2 separate regions of the Homo sapiens genome follow, and region 2 is linked to region 1. Evidence: chromatin loops called from intact Hi-C (ENCODE). Cell type or tissue: gastrocnemius medialis. All regions are shown on one strand. Each heading gives the region's core, and the rest is flanking DNA. Links, peaks and the distances in the headings are about the cores only. Region 1 overlaps FHOD3 (formin homology 2 domain containing 3). Region 2 overlaps FHOD3 (formin homology 2 domain containing 3).

The links. Peaks named below come from ENCODE experiments on the same cell type or tissue, not always from the same donor. Only the 100,000 strongest peaks of a DNase experiment are listed, where the experiment ranks them.
Region 2: it touches region 1 in a loop (2.5-fold over the local background); 1 of 110 quality-filtered maps calls a loop at or near these places.

The regions. Positions count from the first base shown.
Region 1 is chr18:36,412,901-36,429,792 of GRCh38, forward strand. All of the region lies in intron 3 of FHOD3 (formin homology 2 domain containing 3), which reads left to right. Among named protein-coding and RNA genes, the nearest start is that of FHOD3, 120 kb to the left of the region's middle. In gastrocnemius medialis, for the core only: a CTCF peak has its summit at 7,533; DNase peaks (open chromatin) are centred at 6,473, 6,851, 7,491 and 8,137; H3K27ac peaks cover 2,121 bases.
Region 2 is chr18:36,486,254-36,503,145 of GRCh38, forward strand. It overlaps FHOD3 (formin homology 2 domain containing 3), which reads left to right. Exons shown (of 29, transcript NM_001281740.3): 4 at 15,679-15,746. Among named protein-coding and RNA genes, the nearest start is that of FHOD3, 200 kb to the left of the region's middle. RefSeq lists an enhancer at 13,948-13,997. In gastrocnemius medialis, for the core only: no CTCF peak of the experiment used is centred there; a DNase peak (open chromatin) is centred at 7,258; H3K4me3 peaks cover 678 bases; H3K27ac peaks cover 1,606 bases.

The sequences.
Region 1 (16,892 bases), core at 4,434-9,433:
GAGGTCATATTGTTGCTTTGGAACTGGTGTCCTAGACACCTACCTGGAGCCTTCACAGGGCCACTGCCCACTGGTGGGCACATGGTGAAACTTCATTCAACAAAAAGACACAACTGAAGATCTGGCAATGGGCAGGGCCAGAGCAGAGAACTGCACCTTTCCCAGAAACACAGTTGTGTCATTTAGGCACCCTGGTTTTCAGCAAAAGGCATCAGAAATTTGTCAGAAAGGTGGACTGTTCCTTATATTTTCCAACATAAGACCAATGTTGTTGTCAGGTTGTGTTTGGAAAAAGAACCCTTAAGAAAAGATGCCTTGGTGATGGGTGGACAGCGATGTCACAACTCCTCAGGGGAACAAGCTCATTTTCCGGGTGCGCAGCTCAGCCTTGCCTGTGTTCAGCTCCATCTCCAGAACATATACATGGACACCCCCATGAGTCTGTGGCCCCTCCCAGAGGTTTAATATTTCCTCTAGTAAAAAAGTTGAAAGCATGGCACACTGGATTTGGGACCTAGGAACATGGCAGTGGGTTCTTTTTTGGGCTGTGAGCTGAGGTCAGGCCTGCTGAAGGGAGGAAGATGCCCATGCTGCTCAGCAGGCCTGGCATGACCATGTCTGCTTTCCTTGTGGATTGCAAGTTGCTTTTGGAGTTAAGATTAACTGTCCCACACCAGATCTCTATTTATCAAGCACAGCTGCACCCCTCATGTTAGGCAGCCTGGATTTATGTGCTTCATTCATGGCAATGCTAAGGGACACTTAGAGTTACCAAAAGACCTATGTTCCCCTTATTCTCCAGAATTCACAATGCCCTACATATAACTTAAACATTTTCTTAGTGTAGTAAAATATACATAACAGAAGAATTCCATTTTAACCATTTTAAGTGTACATTTCAGTGTCATTACTTACATTCACCATTTTGTGCAACCATCACCAAAAAGTGTCTTCAAAACTTTTTCATCTTCCCTAACAGAAACTGTAACTATTAAGCATTAACTTCCCATTCTACCCTCACCTACAGCCCATGTAACCTCTAATCTACCTTATGTCTCTATGGATTTGCCTATATAATTTTTAAATTTTATTTTTTAAAATTATTTTAAGTTGGGCTTATAGAAGCAAGGTTTACAGAAGAGTTTCAGAGTTTCAAAAGAGGACTTGAGGTTTTATAGTTTTTCAGCTGAGCACATTTAACTCAGCAGGTCCACCTTATTTGGCACACTAGGCAGTTGCTAGCAGAGATGAACAAGATGGAAAGAAAGATGACTGAATTCTTGAGGACCCGTCATGTATCAAGCACAGGAGTAGCTGCATGGATGCGCCGTGACTTTAGCTGCTCCTCATGACAGCCTAAGTGAGCAAGTTATTTCTGTTTTAGGATGAAGAAAGCAAAGCTCATTCACATAAAAGTCCTATTAAAAGTTGAGATTGAAAACCAAATCCTACTGACCTCAGATGTCCATCTCTTCCTATTACTTACTGCTTCGTCCAGAGTGCATAAAGGACACGTAAGGGTGGAGTGTGCATTTCCATCCATTATTACATTTAGCCGAGTGAGTTCCAGAGCCAAAGGTGGCAGCAATACCAAGGAGAGCTGCTGCCCATCATGCCACAGAAGCTCCTGTCTTACCTGAAGGCTCCAGCCACCCAGCCACTTGTCCACCCGCATCAACTCATCCCATCATTCATTGGTGCCAGTTATATGCTGGACCTTGGGGGATGATCCCGTGGCCCCTGGTGGCTGTGATGCCTGTGATGATGATGGCAACAGTGGCGGCAGTAGAAGCCACCATCCCCACTGTTTATTGACCACATTCTGTGGGCTGAGCCTGGGTAGGACGTTTCAGGAGTTTTAACCCTCACAGCCTGCCAGACAGGTGGCAGGGGGTTTCTGGGGGCACAGGGAATGGAAACTCACAAAGGTCAGATTGAAGCTGTCAAGAGATCACTTGGCTTGTGGCAGCAGGAGGGGCTCCTGCAGGGCTGTCTGACTTCTAGCTTACCCTCTGTGGTGGGTGGGCAGAGCCCCTTTTCTCTAGGCCATTTTCTTGGGCAAGACATGGACACCTCAGTAGCCAAGGGACCTGGCTAGCAGGAGGGGGCAGTGAGTTTGGGAACTGGGGAGCAAGGACCACAGCGGGGGATTTTTGGGCACCTCCATTTCTGAGTCCCCTCACCAGGAGGGCCTCACAGTGTTTCAGGGAAAGTGTGAGGCCTCTGTCGAGTGCCCATTTTTCATGGACAGTGCAGGCTGAGGTGGGGCAAGACCCTGATGACTAGGGCCATAAGAGAATAAAGGTGAGTCCACTGCCAGAATTCTGTGGTTAGTGCTAATTCACTTTTCACAAAGGAGAGGCCCATCCTGAATGTTTGTTCAATCATATTTCACATATATATCTGTCAGGTTTATGATCTCATTTTGTTCTTCACAACAAATCAGCAAAATTGACTTAGGAGGGAGCAGTGAGGCTGAGATAGGGTGTAGGGTGAGAATTGATTAGGCTGTCAGAGAGCAAGAGAAAGGGGAGAAAAAGTGGTTCTGAAGAAGAAAATGTGACTTCTTAAAACCTTGTCAGCACGCAAGGATTTATTCATACATCATTAAAATTTAAATTACATGATTTGGTCTGTCACTGAGGACAAATGGTTCCTTTTCAGCTGCATTTTGTTTGAACTGTTTTATTCAGGCAACTTAATTGGTTGATTATTTTAAAATTTGCCAGGCTGCAGTAATCTATATTTAGCAGAAACCCAAGTCATACGGTAAGTCATTTCCAGTAGGATTAAAATTATCAGCATGTTTCTCAAATCTTAAAAGAAATGCCAAACTCTGGACTATGTTCAGTTTTGCATTCTTAATTTCAGGCAGACATTTTCATTCCATTGGCATGTGATTCTTTTTCCAAGACTACATAATAAGGGTGGCATTTTTCCTTTCCATGCCGCAGCAGCCCTGCAAGACAGAGAGAAAGAAATTTGGTCTTTGATTGATGAAGTTTGGTGACCTAACCAGATGACTGTCTTTCTCTTCCAGACTGCTTAACTCTCAAATCAACTGGAAACAAATTTGTTTTTCAGACATATTTCAAGCACATTGAATAGCTGAATATCATATACATAGGTGTCATTTTTTATTTATTTTTTTGAGATGGAGTTTCACTCTGTTGCTAGGCTGGAGTGCAGTGGCATGATCTCGGCTCACTGCAACCTCTGCCTCCCGGGTTCAAGCAATTCTCCTGCCTCAGCCTTGCGAGTAGCTGGGACTATAGGCGTGCACCATCACGCCCAGCTAATTTTTTTGTATTTTTATTAGAGACAGGGTTCCACCATGTTAGCCAGGATAGTCTCGATCTCTTGACCTCGTGATCCGCCTGCCTCGGCCTTCCAAAGTGCTGGGATTACAGGCGTGAGCCACCATGCCCACCCAGGTGTCATTTCTTAACCATCTATGATTACACTGAAATATGAACAGGTGGCTTGAACGTTATTTAGGAAGTGTGATGAGTCCGTAAGGTCTGTCATGTGGGCATCTCGATTCACATCCTGGAGCTGTGGCCTGTGCCTCAGACACAGTTGCCTGAATGAGCCATGATCTGCTCATTAGCACACCCTCCACAGCCATTGGGTCAATAGCACTTACTTTGTTCAGTTTCTACTCTCTGCTTATTAAGGATATGTAATTTTGATTTGTGAGGTTGTGCCCATGAGTCCTTTCTCCATTCCAGTTGCTGTCAGCTTAACCTGGGGCTCTTGGCACCTCTGTGTTGGACTTTTGCATCGCTCTCCCTGTGGATTCTCTCCCAGCTCTCCCTTCCTCCATATGCTTTGCAGGGTGATCTTTCTGAAATGCAGATCTGATTGGGATACTTTGTCGCTTAAAACCTTTGAAAGCCAGCCCCTGCTCCCTTGCCTTCAAGCCACCTCTGTGTCCTTAGAAGAGTGTACAAGCGCTTCCTCCTGCCAGCCCAGTCTCCTTTTTCCAAGCAGTTCAAAGCCAGAGGCATCTATTTCTTCAATTCTACTTCATTCCCACCCACCACTCCCACCCTGGCTCTTGGGTGAGAAGTACTGAAGGAAATCAGAACATATAGATATATATACACATACACACACGTACATACACATGCACAGTTTTTTATATATACACATATTTGTAATTTTTTAAATTTAACTTTTAAGTTCAGGGAGTACGTGTGCAGGTTTGTTATATAGGTAAACTTATGTCATAGGGATTTGTTGTACAGATTATTTCATCACCCAGGTATTAAGCCTAGTATCCATTAGTTATTTTTCTTGATCCTCTCCCTCCTCCCATCATCCATCCTCTGATAGGCCCCAGTGTCTATTGTTCCCCTCTATGTGTCCATGTGTTCTCATCATTTAGCTCCTACTTATTAGTAGGAACAGGTGGTATTTGGTTTTCTGTTCCTGCATTAGTTTGCTGAGGATAATGACTTCCAGCTCCTTCCATGTCCCTGCAAAGGACATGATCTCGTTCTTTATTATGGCTGCATGGTATTCCATGGTGTACATATACCACTTTTTCTTTATCCAGTCTATCATTCATGGGCATTTAGGTTGATTCCATGTCTTTGCTATTGTGAATAGTGCTGCAATGAACGTGTGCATGTGTCTTTATAATAGAATGACTTATATTCCTTTGGGTATATACCCAGTAATGGGATTGCTGGGTTGAATGGTAGGAAATCAGAATATATATATGTGGCTTTATTTCATGAGATCATATACCTTAGAAGCCTCTTTCTATAATCACACACTTTGTTGTTGATATTGCTCTTCCATATATTTCTGTGCTAGTGAGGGATTGTTAAAAAAGGACGATAGCAAATATGAAGCCTTTAGCCAACTTCCCCTCCCCAGATATTTGAAAAACAATTAAGCCACTCAGTAAATGAACTGCCTTAGAGAAGATTATAATGTTGGCCTTAATTTCTTTTACCAACTTTCCATTTCCTTGAAATGCAGCTAATCAACTTATATTAACTGTCCTGGAAAATTTTTTGGTTTACAGAGCTTTTTGTTTTTAAATTGTTACCACTAATTTAAGAAATTTAGACTGAAAATGTTACTTTTAATAAAAAGGAAATGTCTTAGACATATTAATGCATATAATTTTTCATATCACGAGGTGCAATCATAGTGTTTGGTTTTTGCGGCAAAAATGACACTTGTCAGTTCTCACTTTGATTTGCTGACACTCTTGCCCCTTCAGGGTGGGTTGCCATTTGGAATTTGGAAATGCTGTGGCTTCAATCCATTTAGACAAACATATCCATTTCTGATTAGATTCAGAGTGGTTGTGGTGATCTGAGTATAGATGTCCATAACAGCTTCACATTTTCATGTACTCTGAAAAGGAATTTTTTAGAGGTTATTATTTAGAATGTCTAATTCCAAGTGAAGATTTAGGGGTGGAAAGTTTGAATACAATGCTTTATTCTCTCATTGAAATTTTGTAGGAAGCTCATGGGTTGCTTTTGCAAAAGCAATTTGAAGATATTCCACGTTAGTTTGAAAGCTTTGTATTTAAGAATTAGATTGTTTAAGGTTTGGGAGTACTTCTGTGAAATTGAGGTCATGGGAGTTTAGGTTTATGATGATGAAAGTGTGTGTGGAAGGCACATGGCAAAACGTTGACTTTTGCTACTCAGTTTTTCTTATAGGTCACAGGTTGAATTCTTTTTATCAAAATCTGCATGTTCTTGCCAGTTGTGGTGGCTCACACCTACAACCCCAGCACTTTGGGAGGCTGAGAGGCAGGAGCATCTCTTGAGCCCAGGTGTTTGAGACCACCGTGGGCAATATGGTGAAACCTGTCTCTAATAAAAATACAAAAAATTAGCTGGGCATTGTGGTGTGTGCCTGTAGCTCTAACTACTTAGGAGGCTGAGGTGGGAGGATTCTTGAGCCCGGGAGGCAGAGGTTGCAATGAGCCGAGATCGCGCCATTGCACTCCAGCCTGGGCGACAAAGTGAGACCCTGTCTAAAAATAAAATTAATAAAATAAATCTGCATGTTCTTTCTATAAATAGGAATTTTATTTTCATAAATAAGACTAAAATAGTGGTCTGGGGGGAATTAACACAGTGGGAGGGGAAGAGTAAAAAACGTGTATGGTTCTAAAAAGAACTTACAAGGTTAAAATCATGGTCTATTACTTTTATAGTAGGTCTGGCTATAAAGATGTTAAATTTTTACCAAGTATCAAATTCAAGGAAAATGTTGTGAAATAACATTGGATGCATTCAAAGGAATTTTAAAATAATTATAATTTGCCGTCTTCTCCTTGGTCAGAGGGTACTTTGGAATCTTACTTTGAGCTGTGCAGGCAAAAGGAATTATTCCACTTTTCTCTATTTGGCTTTGCTCTGTTGTTGACTATTCCTCTTGAGTTCAAGTGGAGGCCTCCTGGACAGCTGGTGGCCAGGGCAGCTGTAGTGACCCAACTCTAGTGTGCCCCTCCCAAGGATGGAGCTCCCAGTTTAGCTGTTGGGTTTGTACATAAAATGCCACAGCACAGCAGTCTGAGCTCTTGCTTTCTGTTTAAATAAAAAGGCAGATGCTTCACACATGTTTTCATGAATTTATATAAACCATGGAAGGAAAGAATGCTGATATTCAATAGGAACCCTGTAGCAACTTGTTACTTGTAATTTTTAGGTTTACTGTAAGAGCAAATGCAGAAAGCAAACCTGCATCTGTGCTGACACTGGGTTGGGACTAACCCATGCTCTTTTAAGTGCCTAAGTAGTGGGTGAATGGGGCATCTATAAATAGTGAGTTAGTGTGTCTGACAGACCTCAGAGACTGGAGGGATTCCTTGGGCCAGCATTGTCTCATGTGGCCACATGTGGCCAGGGAGGAACACAGCTGAAGGGAAGGAAGTGCGCTCTCTTTTATCCTTCTTTCCATATCAAGAAGAGTAGATCCTTGAGTCAGGGAGCTAGCCTGCTGAGGAGCGCTAGCTCTGGAGCATGGTCTACTGGGCAGACCTAAAGTAGGACTGAGAAAAGCTTTGCCACTTCCTTGAGGAAGATACTGTATTGGCTTCCATGACTTCCGGAGGCATCTGATGCCTCCCAACCGGCTACCCTGCTAAGTTACACTTGATTAACTTTTCTGTCTCCTCTTGGACTCAGTGTTTTATGAAGCTGAGCTTCTCTTGGAATGCGGAGCCTGGAAAGGGAGGAAGTGTGCCCTGGGCATTCCTTACAGTTGTACTGGATTCATACTGATCCGTCCACACTCTCTCGGGCCTCTGTGACAGCGCCAGGCACATGTCACTGTTGAATTAATTGATGGTGTACACTTGTTAGCAGATGAGCTACAGTTGAGGGTATAGTCTGTGGCCATCAGATACAGTCAGATGTCATGTGGGCCAAAACTTACAACCTTGGAGTCATAAACCAGCTGTGAACACCCAGGAAATGAATCATTCCATCTGAGCCAATCTGCAGTCTCCTCTCTCACTTGCCACCTGACACTGTAGCACCCCTTCTGGTGTGATTGAAGAACTTCTAAGTGCCAGCCTGCCCACACCTGGTGATGCACCAGTGTCTGTGTGCTGCCTCGGGAGGTGACTGTGAGATATGAGGATCTTATATAAGCTAGTAGTTTTGCATATGGCTAGCCCTTGTTGGCTCGGGACAGCTGGTTTAACAACCAGCCCTTAGATGACACTGGGTAGAAATTTGATGTTAAGTATTTCTCACTCCCTTATTATAGGATTTTTTAAGAGCAGTGTTTGCCTAAAGTCAGAACCATCTTCTAGGAGAGGGGTCAGGTGGTACTGCTAGTTTTTGGCCAGTTTCTTTTAGCTTATCTGTGATTCACTTAGATGGTTGATACATTCCTTGCCCATTCTGGTGGCTTTCTGACCATGGGGGACTGTCTGGTGGCAGTGCAGGATAATAAGTAGGAAGGCTTATGATCTGAGGAGTGTAAATAGTAAATGGAGACATCTCTTGTTAGTTTTTCATTTCAGCTGTTGACTCCTCAGTAGTGCTGGATTTTTTATGTTTATCACTGTCTCTTTCACCCCCACCCTCTCTTACCCAGAAGACAAATGGTGAGGTTAAATTTGGCCATGACTCAGCCAAAGTCTGGTGGTGGCCATCAGGAAAGAGTGTCAGAGGTCTTAGAATTGGCACTCGGGTGCTTGAACTGTTTTTAGTTTTCACTAAAGTTGAAACTATTCTGGTTGAACTTATTCTGGTAATAAGCTGAAAACAATGTGCTCCTGGGCATGTTTCAAAAACTAAAACATTTTTTAAAATGGAAATATGGATTAGGGTAGCTTGCCACAATGATAGTCACGTGTAGGGAAATACACACAAATTGAACTAAGTCTAACTTTTATGCTTAGATAACAAAAAGATACTTTTGAATTTACCAAATATTCATTCAAGCAGTCACCAATGAGGCATCTGGATAGCTTCTTTTGTAAGACTGTCCTTATTCTTATAAAGTTAGTTGGCTCTGAAAACTTTACTTCAGTTGATCCAAGAGTTTGAGTTGATATTTCAAGGATGTTAAACTTTGCAGCCTAAAACAAAACTGAGATTGCATATGATTGGTTTTTATGGCTTCCATTTTAGAATGAAAAAGACGATAGTGATTGGCTTAACTTTTTTTCTCTCTTTAGAAAACATTTCATAGCGGTAAAGGTGACATATACTGTTGAAAATGTATAAAGGTAGCTCTGGGTCCAGGGGTGTTGCTGGCAGATTTTTTGAAATAATTCTCCAGAATCAGCAGTCAACAAGAAAAGAACAGTGACTTGCAACCTGGAAATCCAGCTGGGACTGCCATGAATGTTTGTGGTAGTTTGGGATCACATGCCGGTTCTAGGGGACAGCAGGTCCATGCTGGTTCCTGGGTGGCAGCCCCTGTGTGGATAGGCAGTCTATAGTGTGGGGGAGTGGGTACCTGAAGAAAGAGACCTGTAAAGGAGTCAGCATAGCACCCCAAAGCCCTCTCTCCTGGACTGGGAGACAGTCATAACTTTTGGAGTGGCAATGATGTTTCAACAATGTATACAAACCTTATTCTAATTTTAAAAAGCTATTTAATTAAACTCCATATTTAATTTTTTTGAAAAGGTGGCACATTCACATGGTTGCAACTTTGAGAAGTACACAGTGATTTATAGTAAAATATCTCATGTTGTTATTCCCTCTCACCTTCGACTTTGCTCTCTGCTTCCTTCCCTCAAACTTCCCACTTGGCCGCCACATGTAATCCTTGTTATTAATTCCCACATGTTTTTGTGGATGAAGACAAATATATGTAATTTACTCCCTTTTAAAAATAAAGGTAACATACCATATATACTTTTTTTTCATTTACTATTTCTTGGGGCTCTTCCTATACTAGTAAATAAAGAGCTTCCTATTTCTTAACAGCTGAATAATATTCAGTTCCATGTATATAGGAATCCTATGTAACCTATCCCCTGTTGAAGGATAGTTAGTCTGCTGTCTATTCTTGGCCATGGTAAACAATGCTGCAGTGAATAACGTTGCATATATGACATTTTGCACATGTATAAGTTTACCTGGAGGATAAATTCCTGGAGGTGGGATTGCTGGGTCAAATGGTCTGTGTACTTGCAATTTTGATAGATGATATCAAATTGCCTTCCATAGGGCTTGTTCTAATTCCCTTTCCCACCAGCAATTTGCAGCCGATCAATGTGAATGTGGTCTGAGGTCCACCTCACTCTGCAGGCTGACCTAAGGGGCTGCTTTTCTCCAGTGCCCCAGCAGTAGCCCTGGCTGAGAAAGCCTTTTTGAGAAACAAAGGATTTGATTTATTTTTGAAAACGTTAATTAGCGTCCTTAAGTAAACATTTGATAAATTAAATCTGATTAATTTAAGCATTGACTGAAGCCATTTTTATCAAACCTGTAGGAAGGGTGTATCAGGAAGATGAGCAATCAGCTGAAAATTTTAGTATTTTTGAAACTGAGCAGAAAAGTGTTAACATTTTACCATGTCACCATTTTAATGTGAGAAAGGAAACCTCCCAGCAAGAGGTTGAGAAATGACAGACCAGAGTGCTCCTGTTGTCTCCTTCCTAGGTCATTCCCCTTCGTGGCTTCAGTTTCTCTGCCATTCCTGGAGCTCTGCTTCCTGGAGGTACACATGTCCCCCTCACCCTTGATTCCTCCCCGGCCCTCGATTCACACCCCCCCCAAACTTCATGTTCAAATCCTCATTCTGCTATGCTATGCTATTCTGCTATGAATTCAAAATTTTTAAGTAATGAAAACTTCGATAAGAGCAATATACACTTACGATTTTTAAAAAGCTATAATTTTTATGATTTAATGCCATGATTACAATTTTAGGATCTCATTGGAGATCAGATTGGGTTTGACTAGAAAATGAGCAGGTGTGGAAAAGGAGGTTGGAAATGGTCTGAACTGAATTTGGGTGAAGATCTCAAAGTACATAGAACAGCTGATGTCATCTCAGCATATTGTTTCACCACAAAAGCAAGGTCATCTAACAACATTTTGTCATGGTGAATCTGATGAGAATTCCTAAGTACACTCTGAGAATAGAAAGAAGGTGGATGCTGCGGAGGGGGTCTGCATTGGAAAACCTCTGCTGCCATTTCAATGCATCGAGCCACCTTGCCTTATTATAGTGAACAATAGTAGAAGTACCTGGAGGCTCCATAGAGGGGCTGTGTGCAGTGAGCATAGTGTCGAAGCACCATGTGTCAACAGTACACACTTCTGAAGGTGGAAGAAGAATGACATGAGAACAAGAAAGAGAAATGATTGCAGGCTCTTACATAAATGCAACTGATACGTGGGTTTTTTACTAACAGTGGCATAGAATGAATACAGTGGTATAGAATAACATATTTAAAAATAAAACAAGAATCCCTATTCTGTTTCCTTATCCTGCTGCTGTTTTTCACGGCAATCATCACCTTATACACTCAGTTCTGTATAACACTTGTTTGTAAAACCCGTATTTGTTTCAACATGATTGACATATTAGGGGACAATTTGAGCATAACGTGGATTTCACATTTGCTGGTATAATTTTGTTTGCAGAAGCTCTAGGTGAATGCAGAAAACTGCCTTCAGCTGAACCAAGCCACACAGCAATACACAAAACACACACCTACACACACCTAAAGCATCTCCCACCTACCTCAGTTCATGTCTCATTTTTTGAGCCACACCCATCCACATGTGGAGTTCCAATATTCTCATTCCTGATGATCCTCTATCCATCCCACAATTACAAGCCTTTCCGATGCCCACTTCCACAAGCACACTTTGGTTTCTTCACAGTACAGTGCCACATTTTTTGTAGTATTTATGTATTTCTAAGCCACTTAGTGTGTATAAAACTGTGCTGTGCTTTTATTAGGCTCCTCTCTTTTTTCCCCGTATGCCTTCTGGTGTTATTGTGAGATTTTTTTTTTAGCAACGTGTATGTTGTATTATAACAGAACTGCCTGACTGTGATTGACTTGGGTTTATTGTTCATGTTTATTGTCTTGTCCCCTCTCCTCCTCCTTCCCTGGTAGAATGTCAGTACGTGAGGGCAGAGCCTTTTGATGGGTCACTCACTGTGGTGTCCTCAGCACCTAGAATGGTGTCTGGTGCAAAGAAAGGCTCAATAAACATTTGTTGAATGAATGAATCTCAGATCATTTACTGGAAATAGCACTCTAACTATATTCTGTTGTAAATTAATGTTCTATAATAAAGAATTACAGCAGTCTACCCTTGTTTACAATTTGGCTTTCAGTTACCTGTGGTCAACTACAGTCCAAAAATATTAAACGGACAATTCCAGACATAAACAATTCATAAGTTTTCAATTGTCTATTGTTCTGAGTAGCATGATGAAATCTCTTGCCCTTGTCCCTAAGCTGAAATCATCCCTTTGTTCAGCGTTTCTGTGCAGCATACACTACCTGGCCATTAGTCACCCAGTGGCCATCTCAGTTATCACATCGGAGCCATTGTGGTACAGCAGTGCTTGTGTTCATGTAACTCTTATCTGACTTCATAATGGCCCCAAAGCACAAGACTAGTAATGCTGGCAATTCAGATAAGCCAAAGAGAAGCCATAAAGTGCGTCCCCTAGGGAAAAGGTGAAAATTCTTGACTTAATAAGGAAAGAAAAAAATTATATGCTGAGGTTGCTAAGATGTACAGTACATAAGATATTTTGAGAGAGAGACTGCATTCACATAACCGTTATTACAGTATATTGTTACAATTGTTGTCTTTTATTAGTTATTGTTGCTAATCTCTTATTGTGCCCGACTTATAAATTAAACTTTATCATAAGTATGCATGTATACAAAAAATATAGTATACATAGTATCCAAGGATTCAGGCATCTACTGGAGGTCTTGGAATACATTCCCATGGATAAAGAGGGACCGCTATATTATAGTTAAGGGACGTAGAATGGCTAACGTAGCTTATCAATGAAGGGGAGGGATGGAAATGTGGAATGTAGGTCACCCAGCTTTTTAAAATTTGTATTTAAGAAAAGCTTTATGTTCTAACAACCTTTAATTCAAAGCCAATTAAAAGTAAGAACAATCAGAATAATAGCAAAAGTGGCCAGATCCATGAATATAAGGTTATGTTCATTTAGTAAAGATAGTGGGGAAAAAAAGAGACCCCAACAGTGGCGCTTGACTCCAAAATAATTTAATATAGGAAAAATTAAAAAGTGTATAAACATGATGCTTTGATCTGGGTTTGTTTTAATGAAAATTCTTGTTATTGAATTGTTGCTTTAGCACCAGTCATGCATATTTAATATATGTATATGGTTAATGCTCAGTAAATGAGGGCATGTGTTGAGTGTGTACCTATAATTGGTAGTTGGAATAATAGATATATATGTGTACATAGACACATACTTATATGCATGTGACTTTGTGCTGCAACTCTGGGAAGCACTTCACACACTATTTCTTTCTTTCTTTTTTTTTTTTTTCGAGACGAAATCTTGCTCTGTAGCCCAGGCTGGAGTGCAGTGGCGCGATCTTGGCTCACTGCAAGCTCTGCCTCCCGGGTTCATGCCATTCCTCTGCCTCAGCCTCCCTCCCCAGCAGCTGGGACTACAGGCGGCCACCACCATGCCCGGCTAATTTTTTGTATTTTTAGTGGAGACGGGGTTTCACCATGTTAGCCAGAATGATCTTGATCTCCTGACCTTGTGATCCGCCCGCCTCAGCCTCCCAAAGTGCTGGGATTACAGGCATGAGCCACCGCGCCCGGCCTTCACACACTATTTCATTTCATCCTCACAGCAGCTCTACATGGTAGGGGTTGTTATTTTTCTCATCTTTCAAATAAGGAAACTGGGGCACAGATAGGCTAGGTAACTTAATGGGGGTGATACAGCTGGTAATTGGTGAACCTGGGACTGTGGTGCAGAGCCCATGCCTTCATGGGTGCTGACAGCATTTAGCTAGGTCTTGGTGATACCAGTTAAGAAGATTTGTCCCTTGCCTTCCAGGAAGAAGCCATGGAGTTGTCAGTGGAAAATCACCATGAGATTGGTGCACAAGTGAGCAGAGCCTGAGGAATTGTGGGGACTGGGGGAGCAGGTGCCTAAGTGCCTTGTGTGGTGGGCTCCCCCTCCATTAACTAGATGCTTTGAAAGTGCCCACATACATTGAAATGAGCCCAAAATACCCCAAAAGCAGAAAGCATAGACATGTGCATGAAGGAAGGAACTAATGTTCATTCAATTCCTACCTTGTTGTAAGCACTGGGCTAGTCGCTTCTCATACACTGTATTAGTAACTGAAGTTGTCACATATGAGTTTAGTGTAAGTGTTTTTACTTGTTCTGTCTCATTTAGTCTTTACAATCCTTCTGTGACTGGTTCTGTTATTATCTTCATTTTCCATAAAACCCAAAGAGTGTGCCCTAAGTCACATAGTTATAAATGGTTTTGTTTAATCATCACCACCAACCAGTGAGATAGGAATTATTCTTAGAAGTAAGCACACACAACCAGGGAGTGGTACTGTTAAGATTTGAATGCAGGGCTGTCTTCACAGCCTTTGCTTTTTCCATTTTAAATAAGGCACACATTGAGTCGAGGTGTGTTTCTAAGAAAAATATAAGAGAAGATTTGAGACAGTGATTAAGTTCTTCCAAGACTTAACCAAAATATATATGTACTTAGAATAATGGAGATCTTATATTTAAAAGAAAAGCAGTTAGCAAGTTGAATAGCAATTAGTCACAGAAGATAGGAGCCATAGATTTTAAATATGGTAACTATGAGACGAGAAAGATCACACTGCCAGCAGAGGAATTCATCTTAAAACTAGAACTGATCTTGCTTCTCTAAAAAAAAAAAAAAAAAAAAAAAAAAATCCTTCTTGGTTCCCACTGTCTGCAGAATATGAATCTTGGCATGTCCTCTCTTGTGGCCAGTCTCTCATCACCTCTCAGGCCACTCCTACAGGCGGCCCCTCTCCATCCCTGAATGCTGTGTGTTTTCATATAATAACATAGCAGTGTTCATCCCTCTTCCCAAAGGGAGAACTTCTTTCTTTCTGGCAAAATCCAGTTCAAGTTTTATTATGTTGGGGAAGACTTCTCCAGATCCCTCAGGCAAAACTGAGTTGCCTCATTTCTCTTTCCCAGATCTTTATCAGTTTCACTCTTGCGGATTTAATAATGGGTTGCAACCAGTAGCTGCTATGGATCACTCTCCAAATGGCTTAAGGGTTCTTCATGGATCGAGAGACTGTTTTTTTCATGTCTGCACTCCTGGTGCCCATCTTAGAGCCTGGTACACCCAGTCAGTGTTTATGAAATGGGTAGATGGATGGATGAATGGATATGTAAATGATTCCACAAAAATGTGATACATGGGTAATAAGTCATTGTAAATTAGGAACTATTGCAGGCACTGTCACTGGATGTATTTTTTATTCATAATGAACGTAATTGCTAGTTTTAAAAAATCATTTCTGAAAATTCTTAGAAATTAGAATACAAAATAGGTTTTGAACAAGGCATGTTGTAGATATGTATCTTCCTTGGCTTGCAATTAGGAAATGTTAACATTTTATGCATTAGCTTTCCTGACTTTCCACATTCTAGGCATTCTCCTAGGTCCTGAGTGAAGTGTTCTCTGCTCACCTTCTCTGTCCTCTTGGTTAGCCTCTGCCAGGAACATTGATAGCTGTGGTTCTTGGTTATTCTGTAGCTCGCCTCTAAGGCATGTATTATGCCTTAAAATTTTCATTATTTATTGGATTACTCTTGACCTTGACTCCCCAAGCAGATGATAAATTCTTAGAGGGCAGGAATCATATTTATACTCTCCCCGAGTCCTCTAGCATTTCTAAAGTGGTAGGTATGTCTGTGTAGTAAGCGTTAAAGGATTTTTTGTTGATGAGGCCATTACTTTGTTGTTTTGTTTTGACAAATTGCAAAATGCCCCCTTCCTCCATCTTTGGAGGAAGAATGAAGGCTCATGCTCTCTTGTGAGAAACACAGCCCCACTCCGGCCTGTGAAGTGTATGGGAGGTTTACTGCAAGGATGCAGGGGTGTCGTGGAAAAGAGGAGCCAGAAGAGCAACGAGGCTTCTGAGGGTGGGGCTGGGGGCGGGATGTGAAACAGAAGTTCTTGAGAGCCAGGCATCTGTGTCTGTCTGTCTGTCTGCCTGTCTTGTCACATGGTCTCTCATCCCTTCTTTTCCTAGGGCAAGTGCCACACCTCTTGACTTTCTCTGCTGACTGGGCCCTCTAAGAATTTATTGCTCTTTGAACATGACAGCAGAATGATCATTCCAGGGACCATCACTGACTATTTTTTCCAACTTCAGGATATTTCTTCAGAGGAGGAATTTGATTGGTCCCCTTAGGTCAGGTGTTCTTCCTGGTCCGGTTAGCTGTGGCCAGAGAGATGGGGTCACTGGGTGTCAACATTTTCAAGCAGGATTATGGAAACACATCTTCAGATGACAGTGTGGGCTGGCTAGGCACGCCAAGCTTCTGGAGTGAAACTTGAAATATGTTTTAGCAGCAGTCAGTCGGGAATGTTAATTAAGGGGCCACTGTCGTCATTGCTTGGAGTAAAGATAGAGGTACCCTCTACTGCCTCATGAAGCTTTGGTCTAGGGAGTGGCAGCTTGTGAACGGTCTTGAGGTCCAATGAGAAATTGAGGATTGTTTTCCCCAGAAGTCCCTGCCACCAGGAAGTCTGGCAGAGTAGCATGGCAGACTGACTATCCGCTTTGTGGATTACTGTGCTGTGAGAGTGAGACACTGGGCTTCCTTAGAATGTTTGTGTCTGCTGTGTCTGTCTGAGGGGGATGGAGTGATACCTTGTATAATATGATTGCTGCCAGTCTTAAATTCATAAACTTCAGTAGGAAAAGAGAAGTGAAGAACTAAGTAGACTTGTAATTAATGAGATTTAGAGCCCCAGCAATGGGTGTAGAAAACACCCAGTTTCCTATGGAAGGCTCCAGGTACGGGTGGGGGCATGTGGGACTTTAGTTCTTATGGACAGCTAGTATGTCAAGGAGGAGCCTCCATCTGCCTTTTTGAAGCAGTCTTCATTTTTATTTGCCACATGCGAACTTCATTCCTTTGCCATGGGAGAAGAGAACAGCTTTAAAGACTATTTTTAGCTTGTTAGCACAGATAAGGAATTCTTAGGATTGGAGAACTAATCAGGAGATCAAGGTGAAAAGGAAATGAATATGCAGAACGGCAGAAAGGAGACATGGCAGAACTGAGGGCCAGAAGGAGGAGCAGCTCCGCACCCATGAAGCTGTGTGAAGACATGAAGCACTTCTTTGGGGAGAGGCCTCCACTGTTCCTTGCGCCACCCAG
Region 2 (16,892 bases), core at 4,786-9,785, 74 kb after region 1:
GCTACACTTGGTGTTCAGTTTCTGTGTCACCAGCTCACATTATCTGTACTCTATCTCAATGCATTCATGGTCAGTAATGATTTTTGTGTTGCTTTATATTCATAGGATGTTCTTGTTTTTGTTTCTTGAAACAGGGTCTTGCTCTGTCTCCCAGCCTGGAGTGCAGTAGCACGATTATAGCTTACTGCAGCCTCAATCTCCTGGGCTCAAGCCATTCTCCCAACTCAACCTCCTGAGTAGCTGGGACTAAAGGTGTGTGCCACTGCCCCCAGCCCAAAGGATGTTTTATAGTGATCTAAGTTTATATAACATCTTATGGATGGTATTATCTAGAAAGGAAACAAGTTATTTAAGGTCAATATTTAAGAGTTAGAACTAAAACTGAATTGTAGATCCTCTAGAATCAACCTTCCTTTTCTTTATCAACCTTATTGACGAGTAATTCACATGCAATAAAATGCACACATTTTAAATCCAGTTCACCTTTTGACAACTATATCTCAAACAAGACAAAAAATATTTTCCCATAGTTTCCTTCATGTATTTTCCCTATCAATCTCCGCTATTCCCAATCCAGGCAAGCACTGGTCTGCTTTGTCACTATAGATCAGATTTGTCTTTTCTGAAACTTTATGTGAATGGAATCATACAGTATCTGGTATTTTGTGTCTGGCTTATTTCATTTAGCATAATATTGTTAGAATTCATCTAGGCTGCATGCGTCAGTAGTCTATATTGCTGATTAGTGCACCCTTGTATAATGTACCACAGTTTATCTGTTTGCCAACTGATGGACAGTTGAGTTGTTTCCAGTAGGGTGTTTTTAAAAATCATTCTGAGTAAAGCTTCTATGAACCTTGGTGAAATGTTTTTATGTGTGTAAATTTTCATTTTCCTTGGGGAAAGTCCTAGAAATAGAATTGCTGGGTTGAACAGTAGGTGTATATTTCAGTTGATAAGCAACTATCAAACTGCTTTCTAGAGAGGTTGCAGCATCTCACATCCCACCAGCAGAGCGTCAGGTTCCAGTTGTTCCAGGTTCTCCATAAGCTTATATGACCATTCTTTTTATGGTTAGCCATTCTAACATTGTAACATGCAAAACGTAGCCAAGAGATATTAAAGTTCTTGCCTAAAAGCACACAGGCAGTAAGTGCCTGAGCTGTGGTCACCCTGCTGGGCCCCTGAGCCTGTTGCTGGTTGTCCTCCCACTGCATCCTGCCCACTTCTCTGTATGGACCCTTCTGTAACTGTGTTATTCCATGGGAGATGACAGAGGGAAATGGTCAGTTTCATCAGGAAATATACTCTGATTAGGTATTAGGCTCAGAAATATTTATTTAGCTGAGGTTCTAACCCCAGGTTCTCTTTCTCTTTTCTGCAATTGAAGTCTGGCAGAACTTTGAAGCTATATCCACATTGTTTCTTAGTGAGGTTCTCAAATGTGTTGGACTCACCCAGCTGTCACAACAAAGGGGAAGAGACCTTATGTTTGGTATTTTGCATTTTTTTGTTTTCACTGAGACAACTTGCTGGAACTGCATGGCACTCTTGGCTTAGCCCTCCTTACCAGAGGACACACAGCCTGGAAATAAATACAGAGGAAAGTGTCAGGAGGCCACGGAGGATCCACACACAGCTTGTCCGTTTAATGTGTACAAACCTTAGGCTAGGTGTGAATTTGTTATGAGACAAAACCAGTATTTAAGCTGTACTGAACTTGTAAAAATGCCAGTATATATTATTTTACTGTTGTTCTTCTGTTCCCCATTCATTACTGAATAAACTCCCATCAAAACAGTTGTTTTAAATATCCATTCTTTTTTCTGATGCAATTTTCTTTGCTTTATGTGATACTTGCCATAGATTTGTGGCTGTTTCCATCTTGAAGAATACTTAAAGGAAGAACCCTGGCCCCATGGGTTGGGGCAGGTGAACTGCTGAGTTTTATCATCTCTGCACAGTGACATGATTGATGCTGGGTTGTTCCCTTTTGACCCCAGCTAATGATCCTTAACTTCTCTCCAAGGAGTAGATACTCATTTCTTTTTTCTCAAAGTGTTTAGGGCAGAGAGGGTGAACATCTTCCCTATCAACTGGCATTGACCCCGGGAAGGAAGAGGCAATCTCTTTGGGGGAGTGATTGTGCTTTGGAGAGAGACCCCCAGGGCCCAGCTGGGGCCTGTCTGAGCTCAGGGGACCGTCTCACCACCTGGTTAGGAAGACCTGACAGATGACAGGAGGCATCTTATAGCCCTGAGTGCAGTGCCCAGGAAAGGACTGGACTATTCACTGTATGGAGGACATTAGGTATTTTTTAGAAATGTCATTGAGGCCTTAGGGGCTGGAGAGAGAAAGAAAAGTAGTCTTTACTGAGTATCTAGCTTGTGCCAGGTGTGTTTCCAACATGATCATGTTCATCATCACATGGCTTCAGGATGTTGGAATGTGTATTTTAAATCCTGTTTTACTGATCAGAAAACTTAGGTGCAGAGAGGAATTTCCTCTGAAATGCAAATATGGATTTAGGAGTCTGGATGGTGGTATTGTCCAAGGCCATGGCACAGTGGTGCCTGAAATCAAAGTGCAAAGCAGGCACAGGTACAGTGTCAGGATGAGGACTTTGACAGCTGGTGCCATAGATGAAGTAGAGAAAATGGCCCCCAAGAGCAGGTGGGAGACAGGTTCAGGAGCCGAGGGTGGCAGGTTCTTTGAGCTGAGACTGGAGAATGGGGTGCTTAGCAGAGGCCAACACTAGGTCAGTCCTGGCTGCAGTGGGTGCCTCCATAAGAGGGCTAAGTAGTTTTTGCTGTGTGGGGCTGGCTGGGTGGTATGTGGTTGTGGTTTCCAGCCCTTGAGCTAGGGTGGTTTTTGTCTCCTAAATGTTCTCCCCAGAGAGGTGGACCTCACACCCAACTGGAAGGGATGGTTTCCTGTGGATGCTACCAGGAGCCCTGGATGCTTCCAGAAGAGTGAGAGAGAATGGGTTTGTTTGTTTGTTTAGGAAGCCTCCTTTCTTTTTGTGCCCTGCCAGTAGGGGGGTGAGTAGGGCCAGCTGCAGGGCAGTGACAGCCATTGTGCCATGGCCATCTCAGGAGAGGGATGCCCTGTTCACAAGCAAAACCAACTCGGGTGCGTGTTCTTCGTTGTTTTTAAAAGAGAACCAGGATGGGTGCAGTGGCTCACTCCTGTAATCACAACACAAGCCAAGTGGTTTGAGAGCAGCCTGGCAACGTAACGATATCCTGTCTCTACAAAAAATTTAAAAATTAGCCAGGCATGGTGGTAGACACCTGTGGTCCCAGCTACTTGGGACGCTAAGGTGGGAGGGTCACTTGAGCCTGGGAGGTGGAGGCTGCAGTGAGCCATGTTCATACTCCCACACTCCAGCCTGGGTGACAGAGTGAGACCCTGTCTCAAAAAATAAATAATGTTAAAAATAGAACTAGAAAAAGGAATACGTGAGTCTTGAGAAAATATGTAATTCAAATATTTCAACTTAATTTGGAAATTAAGAAAAAGAATTATGAAAGTCCATCACTAAAGAAAATACCTTAAGGTTCTCCAGATCCCTAATTATGGGAAAAGAGAACGTAGAAAGAAAGAGAGGGAGAAGGGAGGAGGGCGGTTGGCCAAGCTATTTTCAGGGCCCAGAGAGACAGCCCTGAGATAGAGACTGAAGAGAGAGGCCAGAAGTAAGTCCCTGGTCACCTGTTTTTCACACTGCTGGCTGCCTCGGGGCAGTTGTACTGCGTTTGAGATGCCACTCATCTGCTTACCTAGGTCAGCAGCCTTTTTAGAGGAACAGCATCACGGTGCTGCCTCCTCCGGGCACCTGTACACAGATCTTCCATGGCTTGGGTGAGCAGTTCAACCTCTCCGCAGAGGGAGGTCTCTGAGGACCCTTTACTCTCTACCATTCTTTGATTCTGGGAGGGAAAATGGCAGGTTTGAAACAGCATTTTGATCTATTAAGTGGCCTTCATCAGCTGACTTGGGCCATTTTGCTTCCACAAAGGGACAATTTTGGAAATGCAAAGATGGGAGCAAATGGACGTGGACTTTGCTGGGGCCCCAAAGCTGACTCATTCCCTCCAATTCAGAGGGAAAAATAGTGTCCTATGAACTAATTCAGAATAGAGGTATAAATGGCTTTGCTTGGGCTTTCCTCCTCAGTAAAGATGAGGATGGGGCCAGTGGGTCCCAAGGTAACCAGACCAAATGGGTGTGGAACTGGGTGGGGCTCAGCAGATGGTAATGACAGGCAAGCAACCACATACATAATTTTATGACTTAAAGTCTTTTGCAGCCTCTTGGTGAATAGCTCTTTGAAGGCCATTTGCCTCCTGCAATAAGTGGGGAGGGCTCCTTCATTTGACACCTTTCTGGGTTTCAGCTCCTGCAATACTGGGCTGTCCTCTTTGTTGACAAATCATCATCTCCGCCAACTGTAAGCTTCCTGAAAACTAGTGCTCTGCCCCATGCATCATTTTACTCTCCCATTTGGCATAGCCCTTGTTGCAGAATGAATGGTCAGTGATTGTTTGAAAGAAGGAAAGACAGGAGGAGTTAGGATTGCCTGCTGAAGGTAACAAAGAAGCATCTGGAACATCCAGTGTCCTAAAAATTACTTGTACCCTTCCCTTTAGGAACTCAGAGTAGATACAGATGTGTCTGAAGCTCATCTATGGAATCCCGGGTTAACTCACGCCTTAGAACACATACACTTGCCCATCAGCATGAACACCAGGCACCTACCCCAGCCAGACACTGCCAGGGGCTGGAGGGAAACCACTGTGGATGAGAGCTGGCCCTGGTGTGGGGAGATCACAGAAGTGTGCATGGACAGATAAGCGATGATTCATGGCAGAAAATGCCAAATCCCAGGCCTGGGGCTGCATGTGTTTGCGGAAGGGGTTGTAAAGAGTTGTGCCCTCCATGAGCCTGGGGACTCTCCCACTTCCTGTAGGCTTGCCTTTGGATATAATTTTTTAAGCAGACTTCATTTTGGGAAAGAGTAGTTTAAATTTTACAGAAAAAAATATTGGGCAAAAATTTGTTCCCATATACCCCCTCAACCTTCTCCAATTTCCCATTAGTAACATCTTGCATGAATGTGATACATTTGTTATAACTGATAAACCAATATTGGCAGATAGTTATTAAGTGCAGTCCATACTTTACATTAAGGTTCACTCTTTATGGTGTATATTCTATGGGTTTTGACAAATGTATAATGGTACTATCCACCATTACAGTATCATACAGAATAAGAGTTTCACTGCCCGAACAATCCCCTGTGGACCATTTGTTCATCCTTCCCTCCCTCCTCCAAACCCCAGGCAACCACTGATCTTTTTACAGTCTCCACGGTTATGCTACTTACAGAATGTCATGGAGTTCACTATGTATGTGTAGTATGTAGCCTTTTTCAGACTGGCTTCTTTCACTTTTTAGAGGAACAGCATCACGGTGCTGCCTCCTCCGGGCACCTGTACACAGATCTTCCCATATACATTTAAGTTTCTTCTGTGTCTTTTTGTGGCTTGACAGCTCATTTCTTTTTATTGCTGAATAATAAACACTCCATTGTATGGATGTTACTAGTTTGTGTATCCTTACCTTCTATGGGTGGGGGACATCTTGGATGCTTTGAAGTTTTAGCCATTATGAATATGGATATGATTTTCACATCTTCTGTGAAAGTATGGCCAAATAAACATGGTAGAGTAGGGCTATGTATTTGGCCCATTTACAGAAAGCAAGACTCCAGAATGTTCTTGGGTTTAGCTAACCTGTAAAGCTGTGACCAGGCCAGATGTTGAGGGAATTAGGAATCTGGATGATATCTGATCCTCCCGTGTTCTTTCCAGTCCTCCACGTGGTCTTAAAAATTAAATCATTTATTGACATATTAGATGCTGGGGACACTATTTTCTCTTCCTCAGTTTCCCTCTTTGCACAGCATTTCTCACTGTGGTTCATTTTGTTCCATGTCACCTCATCTGAACCTCCACTCTCCATCCCCAGGCTCACAGGTTCTGCCACTCCTTCCTCTGGGAACCCTTAGTGTTACCATCACCTTCTCACATGACATTGCCATGGTTTGGGGACATGTCTGTCTCCCCAAATAGGCGAAATTTTATGGAAAAAAGTATTGGGCAAAAGTTTGTTCCCATATATCCCCTCCAGCTTCCCCAATTTCCCATTAGTAAAATCTTGCATGAATGTGGTACGTTTGTTACAACTGATAAACCAACGGCTGAGACTGTTTTCATTTACAATTATAACCTCATGCTCAGCATAGCACCTACCTAGTAGATAACCAATCATTAAGATTATTGTAGGGTTTATATACTCATAAGTATTTAAAATGTGATTATAATCCAAGGGAATTGGGATTTCAATAAGTTCTTCTTAAGCAGTCTTCTGTCTTACCAGGTCTCATGACCTTGTCATTGTTCACGTGTAGCCTCCTCATCCTCAGGCTAAATCGGGGGTACCTCAAGCCTCCACTACTCACAGTCATCCCCACAGACAAAAGGGATGAGTCAGACTTCTCAAAAGCAAAGCCTTTGCTTTGGCATGTGTGTGTTTTCTCTCTGAATTTACACGGTGGCATAAATGTCATGGCTAGGATGTGAGTGAGTTTCAGTGGCTCAGTTGTTTACCTTATTTTTATTGTACAATCACATCATACGGCCAATTCCATTTCTGTTAGCCATTTTCAGTTACTCTTCTGCATTTCCTTGAGGCTCCAGTCCCAGCTCTGGGGCCAGCATCTATGGTACCTCTCTGCCTACATTTCTTCACCTGTTCAATGAAGATGTTGGATTCGGTCCATGATTTTTACCCTGCAGTTCACAGAATGTCCTGAAAGACCACAGGAAGTTTCTGGGCATCCATATCCCTGAAATTGTATTAACATCTTGTGTATCTGAACTTTTTCTTTTCTTTTTCTTTTTTTTTTTTTTTTTTACAACTTGTATATGGAGGCCATAACTCCAACAAGCTTCAAAATCACAGGAAAATAAGATTTCCAAAGTCCGACCAAGCAATTTTTTTTCACTGTAAAATAAAGTTTTCGTGATGCCACATTTTCTCTTGAAAACATCAGCAGGTAATAATGGAGTGAGGCTGCGGGTTGAAATGAGCCATGCTTCCTGGGGGTTCGTTTGTCACGTGCCGCATTTGAGTTCTTGAGAACAAGGTCTAGAGTCCAATTCTCTTGCCTCACTCAGTGCTGACAGTAACTTGGGTTGCGTGCTTCCTGGCTAGGGAAATGGGCGTCACCCAAGCCTGGCCAGTCATTTTGTAGAGGCTGTCTTGGGTCGTGTTTCAGAGAGTTGTTTTTCACCAACTCTCTCTGACTGGTGTTTGAAGAGCAAATGGCACACAGCTAAATGCCTGGCAGATAAGGAGCTAATTTCTCATGGCTGCACCTGAAAAACCATGATGGTTGTATTGTCAATAACTGCTGCCAACAGACTGTCAGTGTAGACCTGGACATTGCGCCTGTGAATAAATCTCCTCTTGAAACGTGGTATACTTTGCAGCAGCCCAGGGGAAAAAGGAAAGTTATTGTCTTCCCTGAGCAGAGGAGAGGCTCTGGGGACGTGGTCCAGGTTTTCCCACGGGGAGCTTCGTTAATGTATTTGACACTTGATGAGAGAAGCATGTGCTGTAATTATTAGTCTCACAGTTCAGCGATTTTTATAGACCCCAAAGCGTGATACTGTAGATGTATCTTTCACTCCCCTACTTCCGTTCTTGAAGGGGATTTTTGTTCCTCCCCCTACATATTCTTTCACTGATGTAAATTGGTTCTCATTTTTCTCATTGGGCCCTTCTAATTAATGTTCTGGTCTGTCTTTCCCCACACACTGAAGTTTTCTTCATTGTGCTCTTGGCTGAACAGGAAGCATAGCACCCCTTTGGCTGTACTTTTCAGCACTGATCTTTGTGGGCCACAAAGGGGTTTTGAGACAAAGCAGGAATGGTCCCCAGGGGTCTCCAATGCTTTGCCCTCTACTCTTGTTATTACAAGCTAGTTTACAGCATAATACATGATTGCAACTATTAAAGGGACATAGTTCATTTTAAAAGGCAAGAAACATGGCAAGAAAGGATGGAGGGGCAGTTCTAAAGACTTCCACAAATAATGTTCTGATTACACCTTCTTGTGGTTACCAAAGATAAGCTTCTAATTGCATTTACTCAAAGGCTAATGCTACCCAAATGAGTATACCCCAGGCAGATTTAATTTGGAAGCGGTGGGAGAAAAAATGCATATGTTTCTTCATTTATTTATTGGCCAAGTGCAAGCTGTACTTAACCTAAAAGTAAGGGATGTATAATCAGCCTGCCCCCAGCTTCTCCCCAGCTGCTGGAATCAGCAATCAGCAGTACTTCTCCAGGACCTTCTGCAGCCTTAGCTCTCATTGGCTGCTGGCCACCCCTTGGGGCTGTGCTGGGGGGACCTCTTTGCACACCTCCCACCTGGCAGTCCCAGAGCTTCAGGAGAAAGGCAAATCTTAATGACTCCAGTTTGATCTCAGCCCCCATTTCTGCTTTGAGTTTTACTGTTATACTTTTTTTTTGTTTGTTTGAGAAAGAGATAGAATTTCTGCTGGTAGGTAGAAGAGGATCCAGCAGGCATTTCCCTATGTCAGACGTCATGCCCAAACCAGCAACTCTGATGTGACAGCCCTGTCACCTCCGCTCTGTCGCCAAGGCTGGAGTACAGTGGCATGATCATGGCTCACTGCAGCCTTGACCTCCTGGGTTCAAGCAGTCCTCCCACCTCAGCCTCCTGAGTAGCTGGGGCTGTAGGCCACCACCCCTGGCTAATTTTTGTATTTTTTTTTTGTAGAGGCAGGATTTCACCAGGTTGCTCAGTCTAGTCTCAAATTTCTTGGCTCAAGCGATCTGCCGGCCCTGGCCTCCCAAAGTGCTGGGATTACACGTGTGAGCCACTGTGCCCGGCCTTTTTATGCTTTTTTGACATTCACCAGGAAGGGACCCACAGTGTCATGTCTTGGTTGCTCAGCACCTTTTTTTCCTTGATGCTCTGATTTAGAGCTTTCCACCTGAGTCTGGGATGGCAGGAACCATCTGCTCCCCTGCAACCTCCCCTGATTGGAGCTGTACTACCCTCACTAACATGTGTTCATGGCCAAGGTGAGCAAAGAGAAGCAAGGAGAACCTCTGCGAACTCACGAGAAAAGTTTGGGATTCGCATATAGGTGAAGCCTCTGCAGCTGCCCTCTTGCTGGCTTAGGGTAGTCTACAGCCCCCTTCTGCACCACATGTGGAATCTACTTTATTTTGCTTTGCCTGATTTTCAGGCAGTGGGCACACTTGAATTCCTTTCCTTGAGATTCAGGAGCTGTTAGGACAGTCTATACAGTATATTGCATGTAGCTGGAGGGTCAGTGGACCTGCAACTAGGCTGTGCCAACCACAGATTGAAGTCATATGTGCACATGCCTCTGCACACACACACACCCACATATACACGTGGGAGACCCACACAGTGAGCACAGCCTGCAGAGTAGAGAATTGGATTGCAGAACTAGGGAGCACGATGTCTGTCAGTCATCCTACCTCGAGGAATCCTTGCACACACCTGCATAACCCAGACTGAAAATACCTGAATCTACATAGACAGGCTGCTTCTAAAGAAGGGGTGATTGGAGTTCCATAGGAAATGGATCCAAGAGTGATGTAAAGAATGTCTTTGGGAATCTGGCAGGCCAGGTACCGTTCCTGGTTGAGCCCTTCACATTCTAGTCTCAGCTGAAGGAGAGGCCTGCACAGCCTTGGTGAAGTTTCTGTGTGGTGAAACTTGGATGCAACACAAATGGAATGCCTGGTTTCTTGAACTTGGAATGTTACCCAGCAGATAAAGCTCCAGAGGACACCTCACATGGCATTGTTAGTCCTGCAGCAAGGAACCCAGGCCCTGGGCTGTGGGAGGAAGTGCTTCTCCTTTGGTCTGTGTGGGCCTCTCTTGAACCACATCAAAGGGCTGTCACATCAAAGTTGCTGGTTTGGGCATGATGTCTGACATAGTGAAATGCCTGCTGGATCCTCTTCTACCAGCAGAAATTGTACCTCATGTAAAATGACAAATTATATGTCATTTACAAACATCCTTGCATCCTAATCCTTCCTAAGCCTCTAGGTAGACTGAGGTGTCTCTTAAAATGTATGTTACGAATCAACAGAATAAGATAGGTTTAGGCAGAGAGGCTTTTTGGTACCACTGTTTTAAACATAGCAGGTAGCTTTGAGTTTTAATAAAGCACTATGATTTCATTTTAAACCACAGTATTGTTCTTTGTAGAGAGAGAATGTATTATGGAATTGTCTTTCCAAAGACAGTACTCTAGAGTAATATTCCTTTAAATAAATATTTTGTTACTTTTATTTCAACCATGATGATGACGCTAGTATTGCTCTCGTGATATAGGGAATAATGCATAACATTTGTTAAAATATTGAATGCTTATAAATATTAAAGGTTTGCAGTAGTTCAAGAGAAGGTATCTGTCAAAAAATGAAACATCACTGCTAGCCATTTGTATGAAGGATAAAAAAAGTTACAATGTAACAGATGCCACATGGTGGGATTTCTGATCAAGACCTTGTCTGGTGCTTTATACCATAGGGAATTAAAAAGAAAAGCATTTTAAGGGAAATTTCAGCCAAAATAGGTAATATTTTTATATAGATTAGCTGTTCTTTTGAGCTTTGATATTGAAAAACAAAACTTACATTAACATTTGTGAATCTGCAAAGTCTGTAGTGAGAATTCTCTTGCTTAAAACAATAAAAATCATTATTTGGGAACAGTACTACATATTTTCTTACTCAGTTTTGTTTGAAATAGACAATTTAAACAAATGACTATAAAGGTTTTGTTTTGAAAATTAAAGATAGTTGGAATGAAAAGTACTTCTCAATTAGAAATTGTAGTTTATTTTAATTAAATGACATTTGGCAAAAAAGAGGAGAGGTTTTTGGCACCACTGGGAGATATCTTTGGCATTTGTAGAAGGATGCTGTTTATCAAAGAGTTTGAGATGGCGTCAGAACCTGCCTGAGGTCTTTGGTTCTAGTGCCACTGAAGAGTAAGTTGTGATGTCGCAGAGGTTAAAAATACAGTGAATGCATAGCAATTAGAAGACAATGGTCAGATTGCATGTAAGCAAGATGCAACTATATAAGAAATTCTACATAGATAGTTTAAAAATAAAAGGATAGAAAAAGATACACCATTCACTAACCCAAAGTGTCCATATTCATATCAGAAAAGTAGACTTTAAAACAGGGAATATTGACAGGGATGAAGAGAGGTATTACATAGCAATAAAAGTTCAATACACCAAGAAGCCACAACAATCCCAAATGTAAGCACACCTACCAACAGAACTTCAAAGCACCTAAAGCAGGAACTCATAAAGATGAAAGAAGAAATACACAAATCCACTGTAATAGTTGGAGACTTCAACTCTCCTTTCACACTAATCTATAGAACAAGTAAATGGAAAGTCAGTAAGAATATAGAAGATGTGGACACCACTATTACTCAATTTGATATAGTGGATATTTATAGAACAGCCACTCAATAACAGCAGAATACATGTTCTTTTAAAGTGTACATGAGACATTCACCAGGATAAGCCATATTCCGGGCCATAAAATAAGCCTTAATAAGTCTAAAAGATTTGATAAAGTATATGTTCTGACCACAAAGAAATTAAATTAGAAATTAGTAACAGATATCTGGAAAATCTCTAAATATTTGGAAATTAAACAATACACCTTAATAAACCATGGGTCAAAAAAATCACAAGGTTAAGTTATTCCCCTCTGAATTCAATATTAATAAAATTTTCAAATAAATGAAAATGAAAACAATATATCAAAATTTACAGGAAGCAGTTGAAGCAGTACTTAGAGATGAACTTATAGCATTAAATACTTCTATTAGAAACAAGACGGGTCTCAAATCATTTAAATTTCTACCTGAAGAAACTAGAAGAGCAAACTAAACTTAAAGCAAACGAAAGGAAATAATGAAATAGAAATCAGAAAAGCAGTAGGAAAAAACCTCTAATGAAATCAATAGCTGATTCTTGAAAAAGGCTAAAATAAAATTGATAGATTTCTAGTCACTGACCAAGTAAAATAGAAGACACAAATTACCAATACCAGGTATAAAAGGACATTGCTACAGTTAATAAAAGGATGACAGAGAATATGAACAGCTTTATGCCCATACATTTAACAACTTAAATGGACAAATTCCTTGAAAGACACAAATGAACAAACTTCATTGAAGAACAAAGAGATAATCAGAATAGCCCTACATTAATGAAGAAATTGAATAAATAACACAAAGTCTATACAAATCCCTTCTGAAAGCAGAAGGGGAAGGAGTACCCCCAACTCACAAAATTCGCATTGTCTCAATATTAACACCATTGCAAGAAAAGAAACTATAAACCAGTATTTCTTATGATTATAGATGCAGAAATTTTCAACAAAATATTAGCAGTCATTCTCAGCTGATTTTTTTCTAATATTTAATTTGTATTTTAAAAACTGATTATTTTGACTACAGCACCAAGTAGTAAAACCTTAATGATCAGAACACAACTAATGATGATCTTCATTTAGATGAATCAGAAACAATAATATGTCACTAGTAACTAAAGGAGACTTTAACTGTGATATTTTGAGTCTACTTATGGCATATTTCTGCTTATCATCTGCTAACAAGTAAGAAGGTCTAATGCAAGCCTATTGCTATTTTTGTTTTGTTTTGTTTTGTTTTGTTTTGTTTTGTTTTGTTTTGTTTGAGACAGGTTCTTGCCCTATCACCTAGGCTGGAGTGCGGTGACATGATCTCAGCTCACTGCAATCCCCACCTCCCAGGTTCACGAGATTCTTCTGTCTCAGCTTCCCAAGTAGCTGGGATTACAGGCATGTGCCACCATGCCTGGCAAATTTTTGTATTTTTAATAGAGACGGGCTTTCACCATGTTGACCAGACTGGTCTTGAACTCCTGACCTCAAGTGATCCGCCTGCCTCGGCCTCCCAAAGTGCTGGGATTACAGGCCTGAGCCACGGTGCCCAGCAGCCTATTGACTTAAGAGTTACCTGGAATTGGCTCTTTTCTACTGATGTTCTTCCTGGATAGGATAAATCTGGTCCACTTCTTTGGGGGTATACATGGCCCATGCTTTCACTTGATAGTTTTATTCTTATTTATTAGAAGTAGTATTAGCAAAAAACAAAGTCTTTTTCTCTGGGATTTGGGGATTCTCAGATGTTAGCTGTGAAAGCTGGAAGAAGTGTGATCACCCCAGAGACCAGGGTTCTACTCCAGGCGTGATGCAGTAGGAAACCCACTATTTATTACTCATATGTTGAGGCCACACAGACTCTTTAGAGGTCAGCCTGAGAGTCACCAGGGCCTTGTTTCTTCGGGTCAGAGATGAATTAGATGTTCAGATTGGGGATGGTTGATTCCTCTGGAGCTTTCTAGGCTCCTACTTTTTAGAAAGGTGATGCATTTTTCTCTTAATCACAACTCTTCATAATTAGCAAGTGTTTGTGGGCTGCATATTGTATTTAGAGGTGGTAGATTCCATAGTGGTCAAACAACAGGGAATCTTTGGAGTCACATACCACTCCCCAGACCCCCACCCTACAGTATCTTGCCCCTGCCACTTAGCAGCAATATGTATTAAGTTGTGAGTTTGGAGGAGCCTGCACTGCCCCAGGATGTGAGAGAAAACCACAGTGTCTGTAATACAGCAAGGGAGGGGGCTGTGTGACCAAGGGCTTGGCAGACCGTGCAAAGGATTTTGGATTTCATTCTGGCTGCGGTGGGCAGCCACTGAAGGGTTTAAATGGGGAAGTGATGTCATCTAGTGGGAGTTTCCACAGGAGCCCTCTGTTCTTTGCCGGAAGGCAATATGTCTGGTAGGGAGACCTTTGAAGAAATGACTGCCAAGCAAATACTGAGCTTTACCTATCTGTGTCCTGTTAAATCTCTCTCAGTGGGGGCCTATCCATTTCCTGGGCCACTGTGAAAAACCAGCATATCCTTTCTGTCACTAGACTTCTGCAAACTCTTCTGGGGCCATTTGTTCCATGCCACTTGCACAAGGGGGGAATGTGGCTCTGCCCTGTATCCCTTTAGGCTAGAATTGAAGCCCGAGGTGGTTGGCCAATGACGTGACATTGTTTTGAATGCCTTTATTATATCTAAACACTTTAAATGATATTTTGCATTCCACTCCATAGTACACATGCTTAATTTAACACAGAACCCATTTTCCTGTAATACTGTCTGTTCCCATTTTACAGATGGAGAATCCAAGGCTTAGAGATGTAAAGTGTTTTGTTCAAGGTCACATAGCTAGTAAATGGTGATACCAGGTTTGGAATGCAGGCAGTCTGATTACTTAGCCTTTGCTCCTGATAATTCCATTCTTCACTGTGGTATCCTAGTGCCTCGAACTGTACCCAGCAGGTTCTCAGTAAACATGCGTTGGGTGATTCTATTGGAAAAGTCTGGCATCGGGTGCTAGGAATGCAACCCTATGCACACCTGAGCCACCTGGATCAGGACCAAGTGTGGGTGCTGGGAGGCTAAGCGGGATGTGTGCTCCTTGGTGTCCTGCATAACCAGAACAGGACTCCCTCCGGTGTGTCTTCAGCACCTCGCAGCACCATCACTCTGGCCAGCTAGTAATTGTGGCATACTCATCTGTCTCTCTAGCTGCATGGTGATCTCTGGAGGATGGGCCCTGTATTAAGCTCACCTCCTTCTTCCTGAGGCCTGGTCTAACTCATATATTTGAAATGTGACTGCTCAACAGTGGGCTTATGGAAGTCAGCCCAAGTCTTCAGCCAGAGAATTCCAAGAGTGGGATCTTTCATCTGCCTTGCCCATGGCCAGAACCATCCTTGAACATGAGTGAGAAAACAGGCCCAGGCAGAGCTAAGGCTGGCTTCCTGCCCAGAGGCCCTCATGTGACTAGAAGGAGCCAGCTAGTCCGTAGAGCTGCCATGCTGCCCTTGGGTCTCCCATGCTGCCTAGGGAACCCTAGGGCCTGAGGAGCGCTCAAGGCAGCCAGCACACCCCAGGAACAGGAGATGCAGAAAGCATGGGGGTGCAGGGCCTGTAAGGCAAGGGAGGCATGAGGTAGAAGGATGGATTCTGTTCTGGCTGCGTGGGTTTTTCTGGGTATAGTTGGCCATCAAGTGGAAATAGTTTATAAACTGGAAAATAGGGTCTGCAAACAGCTGGAAATAGAGATCTGGAGAGAGGAAGGGTGGGAGATGAGGGTGAAAAATCTAGGTGATAGTTGTCAGTGATAGCCAGAGTGGATTTCTACCTGTTTGAGAGGGAATAGGCAAAAGGGCAGGCCCCAAATCTGTCCCATCTACACATTATTCCATGCCACCTGTCACACACCAGATATGTATATGCAACATTCTTCTTATGGTTGGGGGTAAGGTCTGTATCCTGAATGAAATGAATAGGCTTTCATTACCTTTCCAGGGATAGTTTTGTTATCATTCATATCCTGTCTGTGTTTTCACTGTCAATAGAGTCAGTTTAATTAATTTATATGTTTTATTCTTTATTTCAGAAAAACTATACAACTCCAGCGGACGAGATTTGAGAAGGGCCCTCTTCTCCCTGAAGCAGATATTTCAGGTAAATAGGAAAAAAATAAGTACTTACCTGTTTTTACATTGCTGTGAAATTAGATACAGGCAAGCTTCTACCTGTACTTGTTATGAAAAGGAAGGACAAATTTAGATTACAATATTTATATTTAGATTACAATATACATTAGGTCATAATATCAGTTGAGAATTTTTATCATGTCAAATATTTCAAACATAATAAAAAGTAAAGGTAACTTTATCACATATTTTTCCATATTTACTTCTAGTTTTTTTTTTTTTTAACTATTATTATACTTTAAGTTCTGGGACACATGTGCAAAATGTGCAGGTTTGTTACACAGGCATACATGTGCCATGGTGGTTTGCTGCACCCATCAACCCATCATCTACATTAGGTATTTCTCCTAATGCTATCCCTTCCCTAGCCCCCTACCCACTGACAGGCCCTGGTGTGTGATGTTCCCCTCCCTCTGTCCATGTGTTCTCATTGTTCAACTCTCACTTATGAGTGAGAACATGTGGTGTTTGGTTTTCTGTTGCTGTGTTTTCTGAGAATGATGGTTTCCAGCTTCATCCATGTCCCTGCAAAGGACATGAACTCATTCTTTTTTATGGCTGCATAGTGTTCCATGGGGGTATATGTGCCACATTTTCTTCATCCAGTCTACCATTGATGGGCATTTGGGTTGGTTCCAAGTCTTTGCTATTGTGAATAGTGCTGCAATAAACATACATGTGCAAAGCCTATTAGAGGTATAACTGAAGACCTGTGTTATGCTCCCCCATCCCAAACAACCTCTTTCCACCCTACCCCCACATGCATGTTTCCTAATGGTAAATATTCACCAACAATATGTGATATTCTTTTGTATGAACTGTATACATATGTGATCATGTTGCATATATATCCTACTTCTGCTTACTGAGAATGGGATAGGTGTAGGCATAGCTGGTGTAGCTCTGATTGAAGATTGCATTGGATGAATAAAACACAAGTTGTTTTATTCATTCTTCTATTGGCAGATGGTTAATTTCCAGTGTTTTGCTGTTATAAACCATGCTATTGTGGCTATGCCCCCTTGTGTACCTGTGCAAATCTGTCTTGGATTCCATAGTATCGTTGCCTCCTAAACCTTCCCTCCATTCCTACCCTGAGAAAGTCACCAACATA